Linked DNA regions of Homo sapiens: region 1 is linked to region 2. A link is an interaction called in ENCODE POLR2A ChIA-PET data of the cell type or tissue named here. Cell type or tissue: B cell. All regions are shown on one strand. Links, peaks and the distances in the headings refer to the core of each region. The heading gives the core; the rest is flanking DNA. Region 1 has its middle 35 kb from the start of VASP. Region 2 holds the start of EML2 (EMAP like 2).

The links. Peaks named below come from ENCODE experiments on the same cell type or tissue, not always from the same donor. Only the 100,000 strongest peaks of a DNase experiment are listed, where the experiment ranks them.
Region 1: POLR2A ChIA-PET joins it to region 2 with 5 read pairs; 11 of 35 experiments call an interaction of 5 or more read pairs at or near these places.

Annotation. Positions count from the first base shown.
Region 1 is chr19:45,541,462-45,544,365 of GRCh38, forward strand. It overlaps a transcript of OPA3 not described here. Among named protein-coding and RNA genes, the nearest start is that of VASP, 35 kb to the left of the region's middle. In B cell, for the core only: no CTCF peak of the experiment used is centred there; no DNase peak of the experiment used is centred there; H3K27ac peaks cover 163 bases.
Region 2 is chr19:45,638,171-45,641,074 of GRCh38, forward strand. EML2 (EMAP like 2) reads right to left here and starts at 1,227. Exons shown (of 19, transcript NM_012155.4): 1 at 1,187-1,227; 2 at 675-703; 3 at 335-464. The coding sequence starts at 1,206. It overlaps MIR330 (microRNA 330), which reads right to left and starts at 917; the gene lies at 824-917. RefSeq lists enhancers at 53-904, 141-435, 905-1,756 and silencers at 141-435, 1,132-1,411, 1,432-1,521. In B cell, for the core only: a CTCF peak has its summit at 969; a DNase peak (open chromatin) is centred at 1,131; H3K4me3 peaks cover 1,137 bases; H3K27ac peaks cover 759 bases.

The sequences.
Region 1 (2,904 bases), core at 195-2,694, 97 kb before region 2:
TTGGGAGGCTGAGGCAGGAGGATCATCTAAGTCCAGAAGTTTGAGACTAGCCTGGGCAACACAGGGAGACCTGGTCTCTACTAAAAAATAAAACAAAATAAATAAGAGAAATTTTTTTTTGGAGAAAGAGTCTCAGTCTGTTAGCCAGGCTGGAGTGCAGTGGTGCAATGATGGCTCATTGCAGCCTCGACCTCCTGGGCTCAAGCAAACCTCCTGCCTCAGCCTCCTGAGTAGCTGGGACTATAGGCACACACCACCACACCTGGCGCATTTTAAAACATTTTATAGAAACAGGGTCTCACTATGTTTCCCAGGCTGGTCTTGAACTCCTGGGCTCAAGCGATCCTCCCACCTTGGCCTCCCAAAGTGCTGATATTACAGGTGTGAGCCACCACACCCAGCCTGAACCTGAAATCTTGGGGAAGGCTTCAAGGATACGAAGAGACCCCTAGGATCCATGTTAGGGTGTGGAGTAGGTCCACGGCAGTGGTAGGGGGTGGTACCCATGGTGCTGACAGCCCTCTGACCTTGGAGTCCCTGAGTGCTTCATGCTCGCTGCAACCCAACAGACAGGCTCCTTGCTGGGAAGTGGCTGCCCAGCCAGGGACTATAGTTAGGTGCAGTTAGGTGTGGTCAGGGCACCGAGTTCTAGGAAAAATAAGCCAGCCAAGTGAAGCCGGCTACTTCCAGCCCTGGTCCATATGAGCCATGCTGTGGTCCTCATGAAGACCACCCCAGGGTGACCTTGAAATAAACACACTGAAGATGGCAGAGCTGCAACAGCCTGAGTCCCTGAATGACTGTGTGGAGGAGGGCTGCCCTGCCAACCTGTTCCCGGCTAGTACAGCCGTGCACTGCTTAATGACAGGGACACATTCTGAGAAATGCATTGTTTGGTGATTTTGTCATTGTGCAAACATCACAGAGTGGGCTTACACGAACCTAGATAGTGTGGCCTGCTACACACCTAGGCTATGTGGTAGAGCTTTCTGCTCCTAGGCTATAAACCTAAACAGCATGTGACTGTACTGAAAATTGCAGGAGTTGTAACACAATGGTAAGTACTTGCGTGTCTAGACACATCCAAACATAGAAACGGTACAGTAAAAATACGGTGGTATCATTTTATGAGACCACTGTTGTATATGCGGTTTGTTGTGGACAGAAACCTCATTATGTGGTACAGTACTTCACTGTTTTTTTGTTTTTTTTTTTTTTTTTTTTTTTGAGACGGAGTCTCGCTCTGTCGCCAGGCTAGAGGGCAGGCAGTGGTGCGATCCTGGCTCACTGCAGCCTCCAACTCCCTGGTTCAAGTGATTCTCCTGCCTCAGCCTCCAGAGTAGCTGGGACTACAGGCACCTGCCACCACGCCTGGCTAATTTTAGTACTTTTAGTAGAGACAGGTTTCACCATGGTGGCCAGGATGGTCTCGATCTCCTGACCTCGCAATCTGCCCACCTTGGTTTCTCAAAGTGCTGGGATTACAGGTGTGAGCTATCATGCCCAGCGCGTGACTTCACTGTTTTGTCTTATTTTGTTTGTTTATTTATTTATTTATTTATTTTTGAGACAGGGTCTCACTCTGTCGCCCAGGCTGGAGTGCAGTGGCATGATCTCGGCTCACTGCAACCTCCAACTCTCCAGCTCAAGCAACCCACCCACCTCAGCCTCCCTCGTAGCTGGGACTACAGGAGCATGACACCATGCCTGACTAACTTTTGTATTTTTGAAGAAATAGCGTCTCTGTATATTGCCCAGGGGCTGGTCTCAAACTCCTGGGCTCACGTGATCCTCCAGCTTTGGCCTCCCTAAGTGCTGGGATTACAGGCATGAGCCACCACAACTGGCCTATTTTTATTTTTAATTTTTTTTTTTTTGAGACAGAGTCTCGCTCTGTTGCCCAGGCTGGAGTGCAGTGACGTGATCTCGGCTCACTGTAGCCTCCAACTCCTGGGTTTAAGTGATTCTCCTGCCTCAGCCCCCGGAGTACCTGAGATTACAGGCACACGCCACCACGCCTAATTTTTGCATTTTTAGTAGAGATGGAGTTTCACCACGTTGGTCAGGCTAGTCTCGAACTCCTGACCTCAAGTGATCTGCCCACCTTGGCCTCCCAAAGTACTGGGATTACAGGCGTGAGCCACTGCGCCCAGCTGTATTTTAATTTTTATAATTTATTTTTATTTGTAGAAGAGGAGTCTTGCTATGTTGCCCAGGCTGTTCTCTAACTCCTGAGCTCAAGCAATCCTCCCGCCTCAGCCTCCCAAAGTGCTGGGATTACAGGTGTGAACACTGCAACTGGCCAACGTTACTATTTTAGGAGCAAGAAGTAAACTCGTTCACTCAATATCATTACACATATGGGGTCTCTGTTACAGCATCGGCATCTCTAACTGTAAACCTCTCAAGGTTCCTGCTGGTTTTCTTAGCCTCCAGTGAGCTACCTGATATCCTTCCAGTAAGTTCTTTTTCTGCTTCAGTTAGCCCAGGAAGGTTCCTGTTGCTGGCAATGCAGAGTCATTTTGCAACCGTTCACTCTGTGCTAAGCAACTTCCTAAGTGTTTTGCATGTATTAATTGATTCACTTTCATAATAAACTTACAAAGGAAGTTCTGTTATCAGGCACAAGATACCCAGTGACTTGCCCAAGCTCATCCAACTGGTATGAGGCAGAGCTAGGGATTGATTCCAGGCATTTTGGGATCTGAGCCCATGCCCTTCCCATGATGCTTCACTGCTCTCGAGACAAATGATCTAAGCCTAAAAAGACTGCAAGCTACATGCACGTTCATAGCAGCCCTATTCATAGCCACCACGCGGAGGAAACAACCCCAACGTTCAACAGATGTATGAATAAACAAATTGTGGTCTAGCCTCACAATGGACTATTATTCAGCCATAAAA
Region 2 (2,904 bases), core at 92-2,591:
CATAAAATTCATTTTTCAGAGTCAAGACGACTTTTCCAGGGTCACACGGCCAGGTACGGGCTGGACTGGGGTTTGAACCCATCTCTGTCAGACTCCAGAGCCCGGGCTTCCAGCCATTCCCAACTCTTTTTGCTCAAATGCACCAATCCCACTCTGGCCACATAGCCCTTGAACGTGCTGTGCTTGTTTTGTGTGTTGCCCAGGCAGGTCTCAAACTCTTGGCCTCAAACGATCCTCCCAAAGTGCTGAGATTACAGGCCTGAGCTGCCTTGACCGCCTTTCTATTTCCTCCTGGGGGGATGGGAGCACCAAGGAGATTCCAGCAAAAGGATACACCCACTCCAGCTTGAGCCGGCAAGAAGGCAGCTCCGAGCGTGTGTCCAGGCTGTAGGTGGGTGCCAGCTCGTCTGGGATCATCATGGGCACAGGGCGGCCCCTCAGGAACATTTTCACGGAGCCATCCTCTGCCAGGACACCCCCAGAGGTCAGGCACTGACACCAGCCCCATCCCTATTCCCTCTCCTCTTCCAGCTTTATTTATTTATTTTTTTAAAGGCAGGGAAACTGAGGCCAGAGAGGCAAAGACCCAGTAGCCAAGACTCCTGACCTCTGGCTCCAGCCTGTCACCCCAACAAGCAAGCTTCCACCGAGCCCTTCCCCATCTCCCCACTCACCCACACTGAAGATAACTTCTTTGGTTTTGCTGTCAGGAAAGGACAAAGAAAAAAAAAGGGTCTTAGTATTCAGTTCAGAAAAGGGGAGAAACCATTCCTCCACCCCCACCGCTCCCCGGAGGTCTCCGATGAAAACGGGGCCGAGTAAGGGGCAGAGCGCTGCCTCTCTGCAGGCCGTGTGCTTTGCTCGGTTGATCTTGCAGAGCCTAAGACACAGGCCCAGAGAGGCAGTGATCGCCAAAGATCACACAGCACGAAGTGGCAGGGACGCGATCCTGGAAGAAGGGAGTCACCAAGGACCCTTCCCTCCTAATCAGCAAGGTGCTCCCCAGCGCCCCCCACCCGCAGTTCCCCCAGCACACCAAACGTCAAGCAGAGGGAGAAACGGGGAGAGTTTAAGGGAAGGGGCGTGTCCCCACGCCGGTCTGGGTCCCAGGGGTTGGGTGAAACCTGAGATCTAAGCCCCGGGAGCGCGGAGAGGAGATGGGGGGTGGTCTGCGAAAGGGTCTCACCCAGCTCCAAAGCTACTCATGGCGGCGGGTGGCGGAGCTTCGGGGCCGGGGGTGGAGCCGGGACCGGCTCTGCCGCTTCCGGCCCTGGGAGGCGCCCGGGCCGCCGCGCCCCTGCCCCGCCCTCCACAGCCACCCCTGGAGCCGGAGGGTCCCACCGGGTCACACATCCCGGGCTGTGGACTCCCGATCCCAGGTTCTTTCGGGGTGGGTGGGGGAGAGTGGTTGAGAACATGGACTCGGGAGCGCGCCTGCTTGAGTTAAAACCCCAGTTCTGCTAATTCCTAGCAGTGTACACAGGTCGTCCAACCTCTGCCTCGGTTTCCTCATTTAAAAAATGGGGATAATAAGAGTACCCGGCCGGGCGCGGTGGCTCATGCCTGTAATCCCAGCACTTTGGGAGGCCGAGGCGGGCAGATCACCTGAGGTCAGGAGTTCAAGACCAGCCTGGCCAACGTGGTGAAACCCCGTCTCTACTAAAAATACAAAACTTAGCCTGGCGTGGTGGCTGGCGCCTGTAATCCCAGCTACTTGGGAGGCTGAGGCAGGAAAATCATTCGAACTCGGGAGGCAGAGGTTACAGTGAGCTGAGATTGTGTCATTGCACTCCAGCCTGGGCAACGAGAACAAGACTCCGTCTCAAAATAAATAAATAAATAAGAGTACTCACACCTCCCGGGGGTAGTTGCGAGGGTGAAATTGGTTAATTATTGGGAAGTGCCTGGAGTATACACAACGCTGTATTTGTGTTTGCTATGTTTGAGCAGAGTTGAAATGTGCAGCTTTTGACCTTGGTCTTGCCCTTGCGTGGCCTCCTAGCGCTGACCACGCCCACTGCACCATAACTCCAGCCTTAGGGTGATTTTTGTTTTGTTTTGTTTTTGATACAGGGTGTGGCTCTGTCGACCAAACTGGAGTGCAATGGCGTGATCATGGCTCACTGAAACCTCGAATTTCCTAGGCTTAAGTGAGCCTCCTGCCGCAGCCTCCCAAGTAGCTGGGTCTACAAGCGAAGGCCAGCACGCCCGGCTATTTTCTTTCTCTCTCTTTTTTTTTTTGTTTTTTGTTTTTTGTTTTTTGTTTGTTTGTTTAACGGAGTCTTGCTCTGTCAGCAGGCTGGAGTGCAGTGGCGCGATCTCAGCTCACTGCAACCTCCGCCTCCCGGGTTGAAGTGATTCTCCTGCCTCAGCCTCCCGAGTAGCTGGGACTACAGGCACGCGCCACCACGCCCATTTTTGTATTATTAATAGACAGGGGGTTTCACCATGTTGGCCAGGATGGTCTCGATCTCTTGACCTTGTGATCCACCCGCCTAGGCCTCCCGAAGTGCTGGGATTACAGGCGTGAGCCACCGCGCCAGGCCTAATTTATTTTCATTTTTAGTAAAGACGAGGGCTCGCTATTTTGCCCAGCCTGGTCTCGAACTCCTGAGCTCAAGCGATGATTCCCGCCTCCGCCTCCCAAACTGCTAGAATTATATAGCCTTAGTTTTTGACTCTGTCCAGATCTTCAGTATGGCCCCGCCTCTGGAGTTGACCACGCCTGTCATTCTGAGCCTCCCTTCTAACCCTGTCCCTGAGTTGACTCAGTTGCTTGAGAATTGACTGCTACCTCCCGCCAACGCTCCTTCTCCGGCCCGCCAGGCATTCTGATTACGTCCATTTTCACGTATTCCTTATGTGAATACCTTCGAGGCCTCCAAGTTGGCTGCACCTCTTGGC